2 separate regions of the Homo sapiens genome follow, and region 2 is linked to region 1. Evidence: chromatin loops called from intact Hi-C (ENCODE). Cell type or tissue: breast epithelium. All regions are shown on one strand. Links, peaks and the distances in the headings refer to the core of each region. The heading gives the core; the rest is flanking DNA. Region 1 holds the start of LOC105371154 (a long non-coding RNA gene). Region 2 has its middle 80 kb from the start of C16orf82.

The links. Hi-C counts contacts between places; a loop is a spot of excess contacts. Peaks named below come from ENCODE experiments on the same cell type or tissue, not always from the same donor. Only the 100,000 strongest peaks of a DNase experiment are listed, where the experiment ranks them.
Region 2: it touches region 1 in a loop (27-fold over the local background); 4 of 110 quality-filtered maps call a loop at or near these places.

What each region holds. Positions count from the first base shown.
Region 1 is chr16:27,051,954-27,063,576 of GRCh38, forward strand. It overlaps LOC105371154 (a long non-coding RNA gene), which reads right to left and starts at 10,784. Exons shown (of 3, transcript XR_950954.2): 1 at 10,762-10,784; 2 at 10,358-10,576; 3 at 10,031-10,252. In breast epithelium, for the core only: no CTCF peak of the experiment used is centred there; no DNase peak of the experiment used is centred there.
Region 2 is chr16:26,980,672-26,992,294 of GRCh38, forward strand. No RefSeq gene overlaps it. Among named protein-coding and RNA genes, the nearest start is that of C16orf82, 80 kb to the right of the region's middle. RefSeq lists an enhancer at 4,863-5,511. In breast epithelium, for the core only: no CTCF peak of the experiment used is centred there; no DNase peak of the experiment used is centred there; H3K27ac peaks cover 231 bases.

The sequences.
Region 1 (11,623 bases), core at 2,311-10,310:
TCCTATTTTCTTGACAGCCTATTTCATGGATCACAGAGACCCAAGTACAGCTGCTTATTCAACGGAGAAAAGAATGAATTCATTTTCATTCCTTAACACCCGATGTGACCTACTCTCTGTTGATCTCTCCCTTCAGAGGCTGCTGCCCTTCCCGCGGACTTTCAATTTGGCCAGAGAGAGAGAAAATGTGCAGTAATGACAGAATGTCCTGCCCGGAGAATGCCGGGAGCCGAATCACTGCCGTGCTGGTAATAAGTCCAAATGAAAGATATTATGTCACCGCGTTTGAATTAAACAGATGAACTATAGTCCTAGACCATTACAAATGAACCAATCTGCTGGACGGCTTCCAAGTGCTCCGCGCTGAGCGCCCCAAAAAGGTGCTAGGCTCCAGCGGAGTTTTATGTCCTCATTTTCTGCCAATAAGTCCTCCTCTCTGCGAATGTGGAGGAATAATTTGATGAAAAGACTGCTCACATTCCACGACTTGGGCCCAGCCCTGCCCTGGCTTAGGGGGTTGCGCTAATTTAGAAGCTTGGAGTGCGGGGGGGTGGGTACGGGACAGAGCTGGCAGCCAAGTGGGTCTGGGGGCCCATTAACTGCCCCCTGGCAATATTTCCTCCTCCAGGAGTTCAAGAGAGCTCCGTATCGGCACCCCAAAACCCTCAGAGGAGGGGCACAGTTGACTGTTACCTTCCTTTACAAATGAGGAAACTGAGGCTCCAGAGTCCAGGGTGCATGGGGGGGGTCATACCAATGGGTCCAGCGTACCCGGGTGCAAAAGGACGTGGGACCCTCCAAATCCTGCTTCTGTCCCACTCTTTACGTCTCTCTGAGCATACAGTTCCTACACACCTTCACCCCACCCTTCCGTGACTCAAGCAGCCTGTCCTTCGGGCTCTGCCACCTCCTTGATTCCTGGCCCAGCCAGTTGCTCCCCCTCTCTGAGAGCCTCTCTCCATCTGCAAACCTGTAGTTCAGGGGTGCACTTTAAGAGTTAGGCTGGACTGGGAGTCAGCAGACCCGGCTTGAATCCCAACTCTGCTGCTTACAGTCCATGCAGATTTTAGAAATCTGTTCCCCTCACTGAGCCTCAGTTTCCTCAACTGTAATTCAGGACTTAAAAAGTCAGAGTGTTCCTCGAAGGCCCCTCTGCCTCTAGCACCCACCTGCCACCAAAATCCTTTCCAACGTGCACTTAACATCTTTCCAACTTTAGAACTCAGCAGCAGGGTAAGATACAACTCTTATTAAATCCACCCGCAAAATGAGCACATTTGGTTTGCCTTATATTGATGATTATAAGGCTTAATATCAACACAAAATGATAATATTACGTAAGGCTACCGAACTTTGCATGTGTAACTTTCCAGTAAATAAAGCACATCGCTGCAAGTGTTTCACATGTACTTATTCAGCAAAACTGCCTGGAACACCGTAGCACTGGGGACGTCTAGGCACTGGGGACACAGCTGCAACAAAACACACACTGTCTCATCTCAAGGATATCAACAGCTCACATCTACTAGCCCCATTTTACAGAGGAGGAAACCGAGGCTGAGAGGGCTTGGATAACTCACTCAGGAGGCAGAGCCTACATCTGACCCCAGAGTCTGTAAGAAGGAGCCTATGGCGGCCCGGCACGGTGGCTCACGCCTGTAATCCCAGCACTTTGGGAGGCCGAGGTGGGCGGATCACAAGGTCAGCAGATCGATACCATCCTGGCTGACATGGTGAAACCCGTCTCTAATAAAAATACAAAAAATTAGCTGGGTGTGCTGGCGGGTGCCTGTAGTTCCAGCTACTCTGGAGGCTGAGGCGGGAGAATGGTGTGAACCCGGGAGGCAGAGCTTGCAGTGAGCCGAGATTGTGCCACTGCACTCCAGCCTGGGCGACAGAGCGAGACTCCGTCTCAAAAAAAAAAAAAAAAGAAAAGAAAAAGAAAAAAAGAAGAAGCCTATGGCAACACCTGCCAGGGACAAAAGCCTGTGAGCCCCCCACCCCCTCCCAGGTTCCACCACCAAGGACTTAAGCCCAAGGCAGGGCCAGGCACAGTGGCGCAAGCCTGTAGTCTTAACTACTCCGGAGGCTGAGGCAGGAGGATCGCTTGCCTGGGCCCAGGAATTTGAGGCTGCAGTGAGCTGTGATCACACCACTGCACTCCAGCTTAAGCCACAGAGCAAGACCCTGTCTCAAAAAAAAAAAAAACAAAAAACAAATGTTGGTATTCTAGGGCATCTGAAAAAGGACATTTTTTTCATCCTTTGACTACATACTCACATGAGGGTAACCAACTCATTTTGGTTTGCTCAGAAGTGTCTGATTTTAAAACTGAAAATTCCACATTCCAGAAGCCTCCTTGGTCATGTGCTGAATTGAGAAATTTTTTTGTTTTAGTCATAATCACATTTTATTTTATTTTCTAACTTTAATTTTAGGTTCAGAGGATACATGTGCAGGTTTGTTGTACAGATTATTTCATCACCTGGGTAATGAGCATAGGACCCTATAGATGGTTTGTCAATCCTCTTCCTCCTCCCACTCTCCACCCTCAAGTAGGCCGGGGGTCTGTTGTTCCCCTCTTTGTGTCCATGTATTCTCAATGCTTAGCTCCCACTTATAAGTGAGAATATGTGGTATTTAATTTTATGTTCCTGTGTTAGTTTGCTTAGGATAATGGTCTCCAGCTCCATCCATGTTGCTACAAAGGACATGATCTCATTCTTTTTTATGGCTGTATAGTATTCCATGGTATATATGTACCACATTTTCATTATCCAATCCACCATTGATGGGCATTTAGGTTGATTCCATGTCTTTGCTATTGTGAATAGTGCTGCAATGAATATATGCATGGATGTGTCTTTATAATAGAACGATTTATATTGCTTTGGGTGTATACCCAGTAATGGGATTGCTGGATCGAATGGTAGTACTTTTTAAGTTATTTGAGAAATTGCCAGACTGCTTTCCACAGTGGTCGAACTGATTTACATTCCCACCAGCAGTGTATGAGCATTCTCTTTTCTCTACCACCCTAAACGCGCCCAGGATCTCTGAGAAATTCACTTGCTCCTAAGTGGTTACTGCCCTGCCCTGCCTGTTCTGTGCTTCGTGCCCTCTGCTGGCAAGAGGAGATTCCTGGCCTGGCCGGGGCACTGGTCTACTTCTGGTTCTCTCCTGAGACTCCAGGTCAGTAGTTGTGCCCTGCCTGAGGCCAACGAGGCAAACAGCCACGCTGCATCCAGCTCCAGGAGTGTTAACATCTCTGGGCCCTGCAGCTTGAAGCCCCCTGGAGTGTGACCCACGATATTCTCTGAGAAGGCCTGGTGTCCTTGGGGTCCCACAAACTTTGGGTCTAAATCGTAGCCTTGTCATCTCATAGTTCTGTGACCAGGTCTATGTTACATTATCTCTCCAAGCTTCCATTTCTTCAAACAGGTCCTACCACAGCCTTGGGGGCACATTTAGCATTCACTGAGTGCTTACTGTATGCCAGGACTGACCTCATGTTACCCTTGCTACAACCTATGGAGCAGCTGCTGTCGCTTTTACAGACGAGGCACCAGCAGCCTCCACTGATGCCCCCACCCATGTCCTCTCCACACTCCGGAGTTGGCCTCAGGTACAGACGGGACCTGGTGTGCTGGCAGATGGCTTCTCACTCAGCACTGTGTCTGCCTCTGGACTGTCTCTCCTTCACCCCAGGGCTTTCTCTGGCCACACGGAAGTTTTCCCAGCCCAGCTCAGAGAGAAGCCAGAGGTGCAATAGATGCCCCAGTGGGGATGGCAGCAATGGCTAAATGTCCAAGCTTCTGGGGTGCAGCCACACCACTTCGCAGAGACCCCACTTCCTCCTTAAGGCCCCCTCACCAGCTGTCCTTTTTTTCTGGTCTTGCTGCCTATATACTCACCTGGGCATCTTGAGGTCACCTCCCAAATAAATGACTGGTACCCAAGTCCATGTTTTATGGTCTGCTTTTGAGGAAACCCAGACTGAGAAAGGTTAGGTCACTTGCCCAAGATCACATGGCGAATACATGGCAGATCCTGGATTTGAACTCAGACATCTGACTTCATATACCAAGTGCTTAATCACTTTGCTCTGCAGTTCTCACCTTGACCTAGAGAAAACTCACGGCCTCCTCACTGCTCAGGCAGCTTTCTCCTGCATCCTCCATTCCTGATAGGGTTTGGCTGTGTCCCCACCCAAATCTCAACTTGAATTGTAGCTCCCAGAATTCTCACGTGGAGTGGGAGGAACCCAGGGGGAGGTAATTGAATCATGGGGGCTGGCCTTTCCCATGCTATTCTCATGATAGTGAATAAATCTCACGAGATCTGATGGGTTTATCAGGGGTTCCCACTTTTGCTTCTTTCTCATTTTTCTCTTGCCACCACCATGTAAGAAGTGACTTTCTCCTCCTGCCATGATTCTGAGGCCTCTCCAGCCATGTGGAACTGTAAGTCCAATTAAACCTCTTTTTCTTCACAGTCTCAGGTATGTCTTTATCAGTAGTGTGGACACAGACTAATACACTTCCCATCCCCATCCATCACACAAGGAGTCCACAACTAAGAATACCAGACAATTGTTTTGCAGGCCACACAAAGCTGCATGAGGAGGCCTGAACAGAAGGAGGGGTGCATTCCTGGTGGCACTCAGCCCTCGGAAAGACTCACCACCATTCAGCCACCCCAGCCTCCTCCAAGATCCTGCTCCCCTGACTCCTTACCCTACTCAAGTGGGTTAACTCTGTGACTTCATCTTCAGCTGAAGTTTAAAGTTAAAGATGAAGAACCTGTCCATGACATTCTGGAATGGCCGTGTTTTATGACCAAATAACATAGACGACAGATATGCCTCTGATTTACCCCATCCCTAAATTGAACCTCATACACACACTCAGAGAACAGGTCCCAAGGGATGCAGAGAAGTGTCTTTTATATATGTTATGTGCAACTAAAACAAGTTAAATCCTAAGAGCCTCCACTGCGATAATAAATAAATAAAAAGTTGAAGCTTTCATAGTCTGTTTGGGGGAATTTTCTGAGAAATCCTCAGGAGAAATGTCATATGAAGGAGACACTTAAAGGAATGTTCATTTCAAGGAAGATAGCCATTAATAGAATGGGTAAATTATGACATCCATCCATAGAATATGCTACAGTAGTGAAAATGAACTTGAACTACACATATAAGCACAAGTGTGTATCACAAATATAACATAGAACATAAATTATAGGAGGATAGATAAAGGACGCCATTTATGTCAAGATGGTTTTATTTTTTTGAGACAGAGTCTAGCTCTATCACTCAGGTTGGAGTGCAGTGGTGCTATCTGGGCTCACTGCAACCTCCACCTCCCGGGTTCAAGCGATTCTCCTGCCTCAGCCTCCCCAGTAGCTAGGACTACAGGTGCCCATCACCACACCCAGCTAATTTTTGTATTTTTAGTAGAAATGGGATTTCACCATGTTGGCCAGGCTGGTCTCGAACTCCTGACCTCCAGTGATCCACCCGCCTCAGCCTCCCAAAGTGTTGGGATTACAGGCATGAGCCACCGCACCTGGCCTATGTCAAGATTAACAGCACACAGAACAACTATGTGTAGGCTTAGGGTTACATTGGTCTTTGTGTTTTATTTTTGTTTGTTTGTTTGTTTGTTTGTTTGTTTGTTTTGAGACAGAGTCTTGCTCTGTGGCCCAGGCTAGAGTGCAGTGGCTCTGTGGCCCAGGCTAGAGTGCAGTGGTGCAATCTCAGCTCACTGCAACCTCTGCCTCCCAGGTTCAAGCAATTCTTGTGCCTCAACCTCCCAAGTAGCTGGGACAACAGGCATGTGTCACCACGCCTTGCTGATTTTTGTATTTTTAGTAGAGATGGTGTTTCACCATGTTGGCCAGGCTGGTCTCGAACTCCTGACCTCAGTTGATCCACCCACCTCGGCCTTCAAAGTGCTGGGATTACAGGCGTGAGCCACCGTGCCTGGCTGGGTTATATCCTTTTATATTTCAAGTATAAAGATGTTCATGGCAATGGTGAACATTACATTCAGGGTTGCCATAAGGAGAGGTGATATGAAGGGGTAAATGGATCTTGGGCAGACCAGTAGTATCCTATCTCTTCCAGTGAATGGTGAGAGATGAGTTTTATCGTTCCCTTTTTTCTTTTTTGGTATTTCCTAAGTAATCAAAAATTGGAGCAAAAAATCAATCACATGGCCACCCAGAGGAGGAATGACCTTTCTTCCTGGACAGATCACTCTTCCAAGCCATGGCTGAGCTGTTTCTCTCTAGAGAAGGCATACAGTCCCAGGTTCTGACTTCAGGGAGTGCCAGGTCCACCCAAGAGTCCTCCTGTTCTTGATTGCATGCTAAATGGGCCTGAGTAGGGAGGTACCCACAACTCTGGGCCCCCCAGGAATGACTCTCACTGCCCCCATGACCAGCCCTGTCTTGCAGCCCAGTCAACTCATTAGGAGCATGGGCTTAGGGCAGACAGCTGGCAGACATGGAGATGCCCAGAGAAGCTGCTTCATAAAGCGATTGTGAGGATGAGACCACGCATGCAGGCATTTGGCACAGTGCCTGACTCACAGCCAGCCCTGCAGAAACAGTCACTCTACTCTACTGCTCCAGCTCCCATGCAGGGAGGAACCCCCAGGCTGGTAGTCAGGGGCCTGCGTTCTAGCACCAGTCAGGTGCCAACCCATTGTGCATGAGACTCTTCTTTTTTATTTTTATTTTTTTATGTTGAGGTGAAATCTCTGTCTGTCGCCAGGGTGGAGTGCAGAGGCACAATCTCAGCTCATTGCAACCACTGCCTCCCAGGTTCTAGCGATTCTCCTGCCTCAGCGTCCCAAGTAACTGGGACTACAGGCGTGTGCCACCATCCCCAGGTAATTTTTGTATTTTTAGTAGAGATGGGTTTTCACCATGTTGGCCAGGATGGTCTCAATCTCTTGAACTCGTGATCCACCCACCTCGGCCTCCCAAAGTGCTGGGATTACAGGCGTGAGCCACCGCGCCCGGTCAAGACTCTTCTTAGCAGAGCACTGACCACCCTGCAAGTGAGGACCTAGTAGGTGCTCAGGGACTCTCTAAAGTGAACAAGTGAGAGTCCTTATCCAGATAGGAGCTTGACAACGAGGAATCCTGGGAAAAGATAGAGGTATCCATCAAAGGATGGCAGGGGAGGCTCAGATAAGAGCACTCTGTGGGGAGACCCTTGGGGAAGAGTAGGGCCCCAGTGGGGGATGCTGAGGGCAAGAGGGTTTTGTGATTTAAAAGTACATATATGTGGCCGGGCACGATGGCTCATGCCTGTAATCCCAGCACTTTGGAAGGCTGAGGCGGGTGGATCACCTGAGGTCAGGAATTCAAGACCAGCCTGGCCAATATGGTGAAGCCTGTCTCTACTAAATATACAAAAATTAGCCAGGCATGATGGCGCATGCCTGTAATCCCAGCTACTCAGGAGGCTGAGGCAGGAGAATCGCTTGAACCCGCGAGATGGAGGTTGCAGTGAGATGAGATTGAGCCACTGCACTTCAGCCTGGGTGACAGAGATGAGACCCCGTCTCAAAAAAAATAATAATAAAGTACATATATGTGAGGCAGAGCACACTGGCTCACACCTGTAATCCCAGCACTTTGCGAGGCCAAGGCAGACAGATTGCTTGAGCTCAAGAGTTCAAGACCAGCCTGGGCAACATAGCAATATCTCATCTCTACAAAGAATAAAAAAAAAAATAGCCAGGCCTGCTGGCACACTGCTATAGTCCCAGCTACTTGGGAGGCTGAGTGGGAGGATTGCCTGAGTCCAGAAGAGGGAGGTTGCAGTAAGCCAAGGTCCCGCCACTGCACTCTAGCCTGGGTGACACAGCTAGACCCTGTCTCAAAAAAAAAGTACACATATGTGTATTTGTGTGTATATTCATGTATATATGCTTATACACGTATTCATGCATATACTTCTGTATGCACTCACATATATACATATATACTTGTGTATACAGTCACATGTACTAATATATGTATTCGTATACACACATACATACATGTATAGTCTCTTTTAAAGCAGAAGGTTCCATTAGGGTCGGGCAGCACCCTGCAGGCCCGCTTCGGGGCAGGCCCTGTCTTGGGTGCGTCCCGTTGGTGCTCAGAGCATCCCCTTGCAGAGTGACATTATCACGATCATTCCTCCATTTCCAAGGAGGAATAGCTATGGTTCAGAGAGGTTAAGTGGATCACGCAATGTCACCTCGGTGGTGGTCACAGGATTTGAACCACGGCAGGCCAGAGTCCTTTCTCTGGCTATACTCTAAGATGGCAAGGGGCAGTTATCCTAACTCCGGAGCACTGTGCCTGCTCTGTCTACCCTCCCTCTTCCTCCCCTCCCTCATTTTATTTTATCTGCAGCACTTCTCACTCTCTGAAATCTGTCCCCAGTCTGTTTGTCCCCAATCTAAACTAAGGCCCAAGAAGGAAGGGCTTGTCTGTCTTCTCCGTGGCTGTTCTCCAGAGTCCAAAAGGCCACCTCCCATTTATTTATTCTCAATTCATGTTTGTGGAGCATTCAATCCTCCCACCTATTTGCGGTGGTGTTAAGCACAGTTCCAAAGGCTGAGACTGGAGCCTGAGTGGGTCTGACTTCTCTGCGCCTCCTCCCACCCACGCACTCCCCCACGTGCTCCAGACCAAGAGGAGGCTGAGCCATTTCCGGAAGCCCATGCAGCCTCTGACTCTGGGCCTCGTGGACCCCACAGCTGGCCTTGAGCCCTTGCTTCCTCTCATTCCCCATGCAATCCCTCAGCAAATCCTGACACTCTCCCTTCAAAATATTTCCAGAATCCAACTAGCTTCTCCATCTCTACTGCTCTGCCCTGGCCCAAGCCATCCCCATCGCACCCCTAGGCTATGGTGCCAGGCAGACTCAAGCCCCGCACCTCCCTGCCTTCCTGTTTTTTGTTTGTTTGTTTGTTTTTTGTTTTTGTTTTTTGACAGAGTCCCACTCTGTTGCCCAGACTAGAGTGCAGTGCAGTGGCGCGATCTCGGCTGACTGCAACCTTCTCCCAGGTTCAAGCGATTCTCGTGCCTCAGCCTCCCGAGTAACTGGGACTACAGGCACGCACCACCACGACTGGCTAATTTTTTTGTATTTTTAGTAAAGACAAGGTTTCACCATGTTGGCCAGGCTGGTCTCAAATTCCTGGCCTCAAGTGATCCACCCACCTCAGCCTCCCGAAGTGCTGGGATTACAGGAGCCTCCTGTTCTTTACACAGCAGTCTGTTCAAACTCCAATCCACTCATCTCACTCCCTGCTGAAAACTCTCCCGTGGCTCCTAATGCACTCAGAGTAAAATGCAGAGCCCTTTCCACGGCCCACAGGGCCCACCCTCCCCAGGGCTCCCTCAGTGACCTCCTCCCCTGGCATTTGCTGGTTTTGATTGAGGGACGGTGTCCCTGTGGGTACACACACACACACACACACACACATGCACACACTCGCCATCATTCTCTACTCCCCGGCTCTGCTTTATTTGCCCCTAACATTGATTATCACACAACACGTCCTACTTCCTTCTGTCTGTCTCCCTCCATGCATGGAAGCTCTCTGAGGGCAGGGCTGAACACTGCCTAACACAGAGCAGGATCCCAATCAATATTGGTGGAAGCCCAGACAGAATATGAGTTCAGGAAACATTTGTTGAATGAATGAGTGAAAACAAGCCAACTCTCCAAGTTAGAAGTTATTATGGCGTGTCACATGCAGAGAATCAATGCCTAACTTAGCAAGGGTTTCCCAGGAATAAATATAAGGGTTGGAGGCCTGGAGCTGACAGCCAATTTTCTGGGCTGGTGATGTTCTCCCTGACGATATTCTTTTCCATCTTCATAATGTGAGAAAGCATTGCTTTCCCACCAGGGACTTTGATGCTAGGGTAGGTATTGAGGTAGGAACACAGCTCCAGAACCCGCTGCAGAAACCATCAGGAGAAAACTAAATCTGGTGAAACACATCAGCAGTGTCTGTGAACATGATGTATTAGTCCGTGCAAAGCAGGTGTTGCTGTGGTAACAAACAAACGCCCAAATCTTGATGGCTTAGTCCAATAACAGTTTACAGCTCACTGATGTCACCAATACATTGGGCAGAGGGTAGTGGTTCTTCTCCACGCAGTCACTCAGAGACCCACGTTCCAACCACGGTGGGGCTTTGCTGGGTCCAAAGAACAGCTTTCAAGGTCCCTATGGAAAGGGAAGAAAGAGAAGGACCATGCATGGGAGATATTTAATGGCCCAAGCCTAGGTAGTAAACATCCCTTCTGCCCACATTCTATTAGCCCTACCTACATGGAGTTGGAAATGTACTTTTCCTACAAGCCCAGAAGAGAAATGAGATGGTCTCATGAGCATATAGCATTGTCTGTGCCACACCAAGGAAGGATGGGACACTTGGTCTCCAGGAGCCACAGACGATATGATTATAACCAGGTTTCCTGTGAGAGCCTTGCCTGGAACTCTGAGTCCGGCTCTATCGGCTAAGCTGCTGGTCCGGTGGGTGCCAGTCTCCTGGGTGAAGAAATTGACATGCATGAGAGAAAGGGAACCTGGAGACAGAGGCTGAAATGTGTGTTTGGCTGAGAGGAGGGTTTCTTGGGGGCAAACAACAAGGGACTGGGGACAGGAAAGGCAGCCCACAGCATAGTTCCAGAATGAGACGCCAGGTCCCACTGTAGAAAATGTCTTCTACCCACTTCTCCCTGGATCTTTCGGGGGTTTGGTACTCTGAGCTCAGAAGGATGCTGCTCCATGTGAGCCTTGAGGACCTGCGTCTCTGGAGGTCGCTGGAAGCAATGCCTGGGCAGGACAGCTCTGGTCTTATGCACAAGGGCAGCTAGGGCGGGGACCAAGTAAGAGCACTGCCCTCAGGTGGCTGCACAGGTGAGGCAGAAATGAGAAGCCTGGAATGAAACCACAGAAGCTCCATGAAATGCCTTCCCCAAGACTACCAGAGTAACCCACAGAGACTTAAAAGGTAAACGCTGGGCCAGGCATGGTGGCTCACGCCTGTAATCCCAGCACTTTGGGAGGCCAAGGTAGGTGGATCACCTGAGGTCGGGAGTTTGAGATCAGCCTGACCAACATGGAGAAACCCCATCTCTACTAAAAATACAAAATTAGCCGAGCATGATGGTGCATGCCTGTAATCCCATCTACTCCGGAGGGTGAGGCAGGAGAATCGCTCGAAACCAGGAGGCAGAGGTTGCAGTGAGCTGAGATCGTGCCACTGCACTCCAGTCTGGGCAACAAGAGCAAAACTCCATCTCCAAAAAAAAAAAGGTAAACGCTAAGCTGAGCCATGGCTGTTTACAAGGCGTCACTGTATCCGCAGGCTACAGTCTTGGTGTTCAATGCACTCGATGGGAAGGGAACTCTGATTACTGCATGGCCTCTGCCATTTATCCTGAACAAGCCCGAGTGTTCACTGCAGTCCTCAGGCCTGTAATGTAATGTGCCCAGAGCAGGTGAGGCGGAAGACAAGAGGAGGAAAGATGTGTTCCAACAGGCTCATCATTAATCCCAGCACTGGGGTATCTGCCCTCTTTTGGTTTTGTG
Region 2 (11,623 bases), core at 1,875-9,874, 72 kb before region 1:
GTTTCCATGGAGTCACTCTGGGACTGAGGCTCCTTCAGGTCTCTCCTCCTCTAGAATCCTTCCATGCTATGGGTGATAGAGAGGGCATCTGCCTTGATCCAGAAGTGAGACGCACCACTTCTTCTCACATGCCATTGGCCAGGACTGGTCACATGGTCCCCTTTGGTGCAAGGAAGGCTGGGAAATTGAGGTATTGTCTGGGCAGCCTCTTTTCAGCAACAATTCTCCACTGTAAGAAAGGGGAACATAATTCCTTGGGTGCTCAGCCATCTGCCTCTGTCATAATTATTATTGTTTTCTCTTTCTTTCTCTCCTTCCCCAGAAATATTAGTTCTGCAACTGCATCAGGCATGAGCTTGGGAAACGGGCTTATGTGTATTCTAAGGCCAAGGGCTGGGGAGAGTTAAAAGCCTTAGATGGGAATGACAAGGAGATGACAGCTGGCCCCAACAGTCTCTTCCCCTGCCACAGAGACATGCTGATGAGGAACAGAAAGGAGAAGACCCCAACTGACAAGCCCAGCACGTTCCCACCAGGAAGCAAACACCAGATGCTACATTTCCCCATCAGTTTCATGGCAACTCCTCCTGAGCTGTAAAACAATTAGATTAAACAATTCCCAGGTATTGTTAATAGCGTGCTTAAAAATGAAGTCGATTTGACAGTCACTTTCCTCTGATGGAAAATATGGGGGAGACGATTATATCTGTTCATAACTCATTTAAACCCTCTTAATGTTTCTTGATGTGGGGCTCGTGCCTCCTGCTGAGGTGGGCTGATCTTCCCTCCCATGTAAGCAGCCTCCTTCAGAGTCTGGGAACCAAGCCAATGAGAGCTGAATTCCCAGCTGTGCTGTGTAGCAGCAGAGGTGGGTCACTTCATCTCTTTGAAGACCTATTTCACCTGGGAAAGGATATCTACTTCTCAACACTGTTGGAAGGAACCAGATAGATGTAGCCCAGTGCCTTCCGCTAGTGAATAGTATCTATTATTATTTGGCATCACTGGGCCACTGAGTCATAGGTTTACATTCTGAGGCCATCTCACTGCTCTGAGTAGGACAGCCCTGTGGTGAAGAACACCGGATCTAGCATCAGACTGACCTGGGTTATAGCTCAGCTCTGACAATAAACAGCTGTGCAACCTTAAGCAAGTAACTCAAGCCCCTTGAGCCTCAGTTTCCTTGTCAGAGTTATGAAATAATAATAGGACCTGGGTCATGCGATCATTGTGAGAATAATGCATACAGAGCACTTAGCACCGTGCCAATAAACTCTAAACAAATGCCAGCCCTCGTTGTTGGTGTTGCTTTTCAAAGGAGTTATGAGGTTTTATCCCCCATCCACAGTCTCCCCTCCTACCACATAACTGTAATTCTGATTCTTGATTCTTCACTGAAGCTGCTGATTGGCAGGTTTGGGAGGTGGAGTTTGGAGGAAATCTTTATTTAAACCAGTGATGTCCATCCAGGTTGCATCTTAGAATTACCTAGGGAGCTTTTTTTTTTTTTTTTTTTGAGATGGAGTCTCACTCTGTTGTCCAGGCTGGAGTGCAGTGGTGCGATCTCGGCTCACTGCAAGCTCTGCCTCCCGGGTTCACACCATTCTCCTCCCTCAGCCTCCTGAGTAGCTGGGACTATAGGGGCCTGCCACCACGCCCAGCTAATTTTTTTTTTTTTTTTTTTTTTTTGTATTTTTAGTAGAGACAGGGTTTCACCATGTTAGCCAGGATGGCCTTGATCTCCTGACCTCATGATCTGCCCGCCTCAGGCTCCCAAAGTGCTGGGATTACAGGCATAAGCCACCACACCCAGCCTACCTAGGGAGCTTTTTAAAAATCCTTGTATTCAGGATGCAGCCCAGACCAACAAAATCAGAATCTCCAGAAGCGGAACCCATGGGTGTTGAAGCCCCCAAGTGTCCCAGTGTGCAGAGTGGAAAACTGCTTAATAAGCATTATTTCATGCTAATTTGCATATACAACTCATCAACTGCTCCAACAATTGTTGGAGATAGACATGAACTTCCCCTTTCTGCCCCCATTTAATGTAGGAGGAAACTGAGGCATGGAGTGGTGAAGGCACATAAATGGTGTGATTAAAATCACCTTTGCAAAGTTATAACAGTAAGAGGAATAAGACATGGCTGATTCCATTTTGCTTCTAACACCCAAGCTGTCCTTGTTTATTTCTAGGCCTAGGCCAAGCTAACTTTAGGAATAATTTAGTTTATAGTTTAACTTTACAGCAAGGATGAAAACAGCCCTTCCCCAAACCACCACTGCTTGTTCAGGGACCAAACCATCTTCGTAAAACTAATGAAAAGCCACAAGGTTAGGACCACGGGAGGGTTCTGAACTCTGCTAAACTGTAGACATAGTTAAGTGATAACCAGCCATTGCTCCAGAGGTCACAAGATTCATGACTTCCCCAATTGCTCCTATAGATAACATTGCTATTGTAAAACCTAAAATTGGTGTTTGAGGTACATTTCAGACCCTGCACTCTGATGGACCAGCTGGTGCTAAACATTACCATCTAGACTGGTAAACTGACTCAACTAGTTTTGCAATCCCACCCAGGAATGAAAGACAGCTAGAAGATAGCTTCAACCCCTTGTGATTTTATCCCTGACCCAACCAATCAGCATTCCCCGTTCCCTAGCCCCACTGCCTGCCAAATTATCCTTTAAAAACCCTGGTCTCTGAATTTTCGGGGAGACAGATTTAAGTAATGACTCCCATCCTCCTGTTCGGCTGCCTTGTGATAATTAAACTCTTTCTCTACTACAATAATGCTGTCTCAGTGAATTGGGTTAATCTGTGCAGTGGGCAAGAAGAACTTGTCAGGCAATTACATGATCGTCGTCCCTATTCCAATAATGAGGAAACTAAAGCCTGCCAGAACTGTCCCCACACACCATGGAGAGGGAGCTGCATCATGGTATTTGTGGGTGAGTCACAGGGTAGCTGTCTTCCAGGGGCCAGGAGCTTCCCATGGATGGCAGTGGCTTCAGTGGAGGAACTACAAAAAGCTCCAGGGAATTCTGATGCACAGCCTGGGAGGAAAACACAGACAAAGGGGCTGGAGACCCACCTTTGCATGGGAAAACCTCAGCCAGGTCCTTCCTGCCTCTGTGCTTTGGGTTTGAAATCTAGCATGTGAAAGGGCAAATGCAAAGTGTGGCTCCAGCTTGGATTTTGGAACAGAAAAAAAGAACATTCATGGGAAAATTGGTGAAATCTAAATAAAGTCTGCAGTTTTGTTGATACTGTTGTATTGTAGGGACCAGCACTCTTAGCCCCCTGAAGGTTCACTGAAAATCACTGACATGAGGCAGATTGATTAACAGAAAAAAAGGTATACACATTTATTTGATGTTGTATTAGTCAGGGTTCTCTAGACAAACAGGACTAATAGGATAGATGAATATATAAAGGGGAGTTTATTAGGAGAATTGACTCACACAGTCACAAGGTGAAGTCCCACAATAGGCTGTCTGCAAGCTGAGGAGCAAGGAAGCCAGTCCCAGTCCCAAAACCTCAAAAGTAGGGAAGCCCACAGTGCAGCCTCCAGTCTGTGGCTAAAGGCCCAACAGCCTCCAGCAAACCACTGGTGTAGGCCCAAGAGCCCAAAAGCTGAAGATCCTGGAGTCTGATGTTCAAGGGCAGGAAGCATTCAGCACGGGAGAAAGATGGAGGCCAGAAGACTCAGCAAGTCAAGTCCTTCCATGTTACTCTGCCTGCTTTTATCCTAGCTGCCCTGGTAGCTGATTAGATGGTGCCCACCGAGATGGAGGGTAGGTCTGTCTCGCCCAACCCACTGACTCAAATGTTAATCTCCTTTGGCAACACTCTCATAGATACACTCAGGAACAACACTTTGCATCCCTCAATCCAATCAAGTTGACACTCAATATTAACCATCACATTTGGTATACACATGAGCCCTCAGAGTGAAGACCCAAACCCCTGGTCCTGGTGAGATTGTTAACAGTGAAAAGGAGGCCTGCCATGGCTAACTCCATGCTACTCATAACCTCCCCATTTTCCCTACAGGGATATCTTTTAGATTAACTGCTTGTGCTTATCTCTGCCCATAGGCCAAGCTAACTATGGGGGGGAATTTAGTTTATAGTTCAACTTTAAAGCAAGGATGATACTATTCCCTTCCCAAAACTGACCCCCAAGGAGATAAGGAGGGTGTACATACAAGCGTCAATGTTACGTTAAAGATGTATAGGAGCATTGTGACCTAACCTAGGACAAAGAAGTTTCACAACCCCTTGGATCCTTGCTGCCACCCTGGTGTCTGTGATCATCGGTCACCTCTTAACCTCAACCCCTCCCTCTTCCCCCTTCCCCTAACATGAAAAGAGCCTGAGATTGGTATTAACTTAAGGTGGTTCTTTAGGGCCCTGGTCCACCATCTTCTTGGTTTGCTGGCTCTCTGAAATAAAGTCCCCTTCCTTGCCACAATGCCATGTCTCTTGACTTACTGGCTGTTATGCCGTGAGCAGGATGAGATCTGGGCTTGGTTACAGGATGAAGAAGCTTTATATTATCCTAAAGTTACAGAAAGAAAGTGGGCTTGTCAGAAGTGTGTGAACCAGAGCAACTCCATCTGCTATAGGAGCTGGGTAAAATTAGGCTGAAACCTACTGGGTTGCATTTCCAAACGATTAAGGCATTCTAAGTCATAGGATGAGAGAGGAGGACATCACAAAATATAGGTCATGAAGACCTTGCTGATGAAAAACAGGTGCAGTAAAGAAGCTGGCCAAAACCCACCAAAACCAAGATGGCGATGAGAGTGACCTCTGGTCGTCCTCACTGCTGCACTCCCACCGGCGCCATGACAGTTTACAAATGCCATGGCAACGTGTCAGGAAGTTACCCTATATGGTCTAAACAGGGGAGGCATGAATAATCCACCCCTTGTTTAGCATATCATCAAGAAATAACAACAAAAATGGGCACTCAGCAGCCTTCGGGGCTGCTCTGTCTATGGAGTAGCCATTCTTTTATTCCTTTACTTTCTTAATAAACTTGCTTTCATTTTACTCTACGAACTCGCCCTGAATTCTTTCTTGCACGAGATACAAGAACCCTCTCTTGGGGTCCCGATCGGAATCCCTTTCCTGTAACAGGCTCAGAGCATGGCCGAAAACAGGCTATGGTGGTAAATCAGGTTTCAGGGGCAAGGCAGATTATGGAAGGAGAAGTGGAGGAGGCTTGGCTAGCAAAGGTGGCCTTGTTATGTAGATCAAACCACACAGGTAGCAGCCCCCACAGAGAATAAATGGTAAATGGTTTTTTTTGTTTGTTTGTTTTTAAGATGGAGTCTCGCTGTGTCGCCAGGCTGGAGTGCAGTGGCGTGATCTGGGCTCACTGAAGCCTCTGTCTCCCGGGTTCAAGTGATTCTCCTGCCTCAGCCTCCCGAGTAGCTGGGAATACATGCACGCACCACCATTCCTGGCTGGTTTTTTCTTTTTTTTAATTTTAGTAGAGACGGGGTTTCACCATGTTGGCCAGGATGGTCTTGATCTCCTGACCTCGTGATCTGCCCTCCACCTTGGCCTCCCAAAGTGCTGGGATTACAGGCGTGAGACACCGTGCCCGGCCAAATGCTTCTTTCAGATCTTTAAGGTGTCAGATTCAGTTGCTCCCTCCTAGATCCAAACCAGGAAAGGCCTGGCTGCATGAATGGGGACCCTGTACAGATGCAAATTTCCACCACAAAAGACAGCTTTGCAGGGTCATTTCAGTCTGCTGACCCTGCATTAATAGCCCTCAGCTGCTATACTAAGACCTTCCTTTCGTAATATCTCTGAACACTCAGAATTCCTTCCAAAACGGTGAGAAAATAAGTTTCTGTTGATAAAGCCACCCAGTCTATGATACTCTGTTCTAGTGGCCTGAGCTGACTAAGACACGCTTCTACCTGTAGGGGGGTGGGGGGCTTCTGGAGGAGGAGGAAGAGGAAGATAAAGCTGGAAAAGAGGGAAAAAGCAGCAAGGGAAAAGGAGAAGAGAGCAACGGAAGAGAAAGAAGAGGAGGAGAAAACACAAGAAGAAAAGAAAGAGGGGAGACCAGAGCTTCAGCCCCACACAGGACTGGCTCCGAAAGTTGTTAAAACATTGAAAACCTCCTATAATAGTTGGTCAAACAGTTGTCTCAAATGCCCCCACCTCCCTGGCCAGCCTGTCCTCACTCCAGGCCCCCCAGTTCTTCCCTCAAGAGAGCTCCAGGCCAGGCGCGGTGGCTCACGCCTGTAACCCCAGCACTTTGGGAGGCCAAGGCCAGCAGATCACCTGAGGTCAGGAGTTCGAGACCAGCCTGACCAACTTGGAGAAACCTCATCTCTATTAAAACTACAAAATTAGCCAGGCGTGGTGGCACATGCCTGTAATCCCAGCTAACTCGAGAGGCTGAGGGAGGAGAATCGATTGAATCCGGGAGGCAGAGGTTGCGCTGAGCTGAGATCATGCCACTGCACACTCCAGCCTGGGAAACGAGCAAAACACCTTCTGAAAAAAAAAAAGAGAGAGAGAGTTTAAGACCCTACCCAACCTCATAGTTGCCTTTCTCCTGTTATGGGCGTATACTGTGCCAGTTATAAATATTGAGACTGTTACACCTGGCCTGACTCATCACCCAGAACTCCTTAGGTTGCAACCTTAGGTTGTCTGACTTTCTTGGTCCTCTGGTTTCTCATCTCTAAAATCCTGGAGTTCTGAGTGTTCAGAGATTTTACAAAAGTAAAGGTCTTAATATAGTGGCTGAGGGCTATTAATGCTGCTGGTGGTGGCTGAGTGCAGTTGTAGCTACCAGGGAATAAATAGTTAATCTGTGCCTCCTGGCTGCTGTGCTGATTAACACTGGCATTTGTTATAACCAGGTATAACCAGGAGGAGCTGGGTAAGGGAGCAGCCCCTAGGGCGGAGGAGCTGGATCCCCAATGGCAACATGAATGGACCCGTCCCATCCAGAGCACCATAGAGTCTAGGGGTCTCAGCCTCCAGCAGGGCTCTTCACGTCGGGGGTTGGGGTCTGGTGATCAGAGGGGAACTAGCTCTGAGTCACAGAGCAGGATGTGGTCCACCAGGAACATGGGTCGTGGGAGGTTGAGGTCAAAGCTGGAATGAGGAACACTGGCCAAAAAAACTGAGTCAGTGTCCAGTGATGGGGAAATATAAACACAGCAATGTTTAGCGGAATGTTTAGGGCCAGGGTTCCCCAGACCCTCTAGATTCAAAGTCCAGAGCTACATGTTGTGTGCCTCCCTCCCTCCCTCATGCTATTAGCCATTTACCAAGCATGTTCTAAGTGCCGGGTGCCATGTGGCTGTTCTGCCTTCATGGACATCTCAGCCGGTTCTTACAGAAGATCTGGATCTGTAAAATGAGCTTTGACTCATTTTACAGGTGCAGAAAGTTAGGTAGACGGGATAAAGAGTAACTTCTTTGAGACCAAGTAGAGGAACCGAGATGGAAACCCAAGTCTGTCTGACTCCCAAGCCCAAGCTGCTCACTTAAAAATCCTAAAATCTTCCCTGCCTAGGGCTAACCTGGTTCAGCGTGTGGGCAGGCCTGCCAGGAAGCTGGAAGATCTTCAGTTTGGGCAGCTGGAAAGGGCCGGGCAAGGTGGGGCTGATGGCCCCGGTGTCTATCCTGGCACCTGGAGGTGGACTGCCCACTTCTCCACACTCTGGATACCAGGTGGTGGGGGCGGAGGAGAAGGGCAGGTGAGAAATGGCAGGGGGCCACATGTGGGGTTCTGGCCCCTGGAGACAGGTGGGGTGACAAACGTCATGACAGTGTGACAATGTCAACAGTCATTTTGTCTGCCACCCTGAGTTCCAGGCTGTACCATGACTAACAGGGCTACAGGTGGCATGACAAGTCAGAAAATTGTTAAAGATTGAAAATCACCGTGGCTGGAGTGGCAGTGTTCTGAAATCATTACTTCTCCATTGTGGGAGTAAAGAGAAAGCTTGTGCCCAGGTCCTGCGCCCAGGACCACCAAAGACATCAGCCCCTTCCCTCCCTCCCCCGCCTCCTCATCCACCCTATTGCCTCCAAAACCATGAAGAGGCCTGAGCCCCTGCCATTCTTTGAGGCTCCTGACATATTAAAAAATAAAAGGGTGCCCAAACAATTTCACAAGAGTTGTGGCACATCTCGAATGAACATATTAACATTGTAACCCCCTCAGGGGAAAAAAGGCAAAGCAATATAATTATACTTTTCATAAGATAATTATGAGGGTGCTAAAGTATTACCAATTGTGTGTTCCCTATGGGCAGTGAGGTCCAGGGATGGGACATAAATTTAAGGCTTTAGAAAAAATAACTCTTTCAAACCTGTGAGTGGATCTCTGAACATAATGATGTGCAAATCTTGTTTGGACATGAGGTCAGACATCTAAATTGTATTTCTTTAACATAATATGTGTGTCTATTCACACATCTACATCAGCATTTATTATGTGCCAGAACTATGTGGCACATGATAGAGGTATTTAAATTGTAATGTGTTAGGCAGGGTACAATGGCTCATGCCTGTAATCTTAGCACTTTGGGAGGCTGAGGCAGGAGGACCACTTGAGCCTCAGAGTTCAAGACCAGCCTGCACAATATAGAGAGACCCTGTTTCTACAAAAAAAAAAAAAAAATTAAAATTGGTAAGGTATAATGCTGTGTGCCTGTAGTCTCAGCTACTCAGGAGGCCGAGGTGGGAGGATCATTTGAGCCTCAGAGTTGGAGGCTGCAGTGAGCCATGATCACACCACTGCACTAGAGTGAGACCGTGTCTCTGAAATAAATGAATAAGTAATTAAAACTTTTTAAAAATCCACTAGATGACATGTGGAGAAAAAAAACAGTGACACATTTACATCTTATACCCAACTCAAGGGTAGGTATTGTCTTCATCCCCATTTTCCAGATAAGAAAACCAAGACAGAAAAGGGCTGAATAACCCTGCTGGAGCCGCTGAGTGGTGGAGCTGGATGTGAACGCAGGGCATCTGGCTGTAGGTGTGTGTTCTTATCCCTTATGCTCAGTGCACCTTTCGGTCCTTTGGGAAGGTGAGGTCTAAGCCACATGGGCCTCCTGCTCTCCCATATCCATTACAAATAGAAATAGGCCCTACAGGTGAAGAATATGCCTCCAAAAAATGCTTGCTTCATTTTGGCATCTCTATCAGCAGCACATCCTGAATTCATCTTTATCCCGCCCTCCTTTTCCTCACCCTGGTGAGAGAATATTCCAAGCTGTTCCCAGGGAAGGCAGTTTTCCAATCACCCCAATCCCTTAACAGCTCCTGGCTGTTTGTTGTGCTTTAAATGCACCTGCCAGGCTGAGCTAGGACTCTACAAATTCCTGTTCATTCACCAGATGGGCCCTGTGGATGAGAACTAATTTGGCTTGTCACAGCCCCCAACTTGGGGACCCACCAAGAGGACCTCCACCCACCTCACTGCCTTCCTTCAGGGACCCAGGTCAACATCCTCCACAGAAAGCTCTGTCACCCTTAGTCATGCCTATTCTGTCATTCTGTTGTTTTCTTTGTAACACTTACTGAAATCTAAAATGTCCATATGTGGCCAGGTACAGTGGCTCACGGCTATAATCCCAGCACTTTGGGAGGCTGAGGCAGGCGGATCACTTGAGCTCAGGAGTTCGAGACCAGCTTGGCCAACATGGTGAAACCCCATCTCTACTAAAAATACAGAACTTAGCTGGGCATGGTGGTACATGCCTGTATTCCCAGCTACTTGGGAGCCTGAGGCACGAGAATCGCTTGAACCCGGGAGGTGGAAGTTGCAGTGAGCCGAGATTGTGCCACTGCACTCCAGCCTGGGCAACAGAGTGAGACTCTGTTTAAATAAATAAATAAATAAATAAATAAATAAATAAATAAATAAATAAAATGTTTATGTGTATTTACTTACCTCCTTAGATATCTATTGTCAGTCTCTCTCCATTAGAATGTAAGCTCAAAAAAAAATTAAAATAAAAAAAGCTGTACTGCAGCCTCTTGTAGGTACTCAATAAATATTTGTTGAATGAATGAATGCTGAGGTCTCAGTGTCAGTTACATTTCTGGGGAAAACAAGAGGTAGTCATTCTCTGGGTCCACACTCTCCAAAAATGCCACCTCTCCAACAAGTTTTAAGTGACTATGTTAATACAACTGTTTCTAAGACTATGGTGAAAAAACCTTAGGGCAATCACTATGGAAACAAGAATGAGTCTGTTCAACACTGAATTAGAACTTCAGTGGTCAGACCATGAGAAAGGAGGCCAATAAAATCAACCTGTGGGTTTTTGTTTGTTTTTTAGAGACAGGGTCTCACTCTGTTGCCCAGGCTGGAGTGCAGTGGTGCGATCATAGCTCACTGCAGCCTCAAACTCCTGGGATTAAGCCATTCTCCTGCCTGAGCCTCTGAGTGGCTAGGTCTACAGGCACATGCCACGATGCCCGGCTAATTTTTAAACTTTTTGTAGAGACAGAGTCTCGCTATGTTGCCCAGGCTGGTCTCAAACTCCTGGCCTTAAGTCATCCTCCTGCCCTGACCTCCCAAAGTGCTGGGATTGTAGGCATGAGCCACAGCACCTGGCCAGAATAAGCTTCTTGACTTGCTCACTTCCCATCAAATAATAGCCCAGGCCCGGGTCTCCTGGCCTTCAATACATCCTTACCCCTCATGCACGCCCGTGCTAGATTCTGCCCACATGCCCGGCTGTCAGAAATGACCAAGTAGCCAAGGGAAGGGTGAGCTCTGTTTATGCTGGGCTGGACAGATGTGGGGAGGAAAGCTCCAATCCTCTGAGTGGCTACTATATGCCAGGCTCTGGCTTAGAAGTCTGTGCCTTCAGCATTTTGAATTTTCGTCCCCGTAACCATTGTAATCTCCACTGTACAGATGAGAAAACCAAGCTCAGAGAAGGCTCAGAATTCACCCAACTCACACAGCGAGACGGGGGGGACCCTGGCCCTCCCGGTGCCCAGGGCTGCCTCACACTGCAACTGCCGAGGGAGAAGGGGCGGATCTCCCTTTTTGTTACATGACCGTATTCATTTTGAATCACTGCTATCACAAATTACCACAAATGTGGTGGCCTAAAACAACACAATTGGATTATTTTATAGTTCTCAGGGTCAGAAATTCTAAAGTCACCTGTGCTCTAAAGAAATTCTGAAAGCACCTGTTTTCCTAGAGGAGGTTCTAGGAGAGAATCTGTTTCCTTGTCTTTCCAGCATCCACAGGCTGCCTGCCTGAGCTCATGGCCTCTTCCTTCATCTTCAGGAGCTGCTCTGCAACATCTTCAGCCTCTCTTTCTCTCTCTCTCTCTCTGTCTCTCTGTCTCTTTCTCTCCCTCTCTCCCTCCACTTCTGTCCTCAAATCTCCAACTCTGACTCTCCTTTCTCCCTCTTATAAAGACCTCTGTGATTACACAGGTCCATCAAATAATCCAGGATAATCTCCTCATCTCAAGAGCCTTAATGTAATCACACCTGCAAAGTCTCTTTAGCCTCATAAGATAACACATTCACAGGTTCCAGGGACTGGGAGATGCACATCCCTGGAAGATCATTATTCTTTCTACCACGATTTT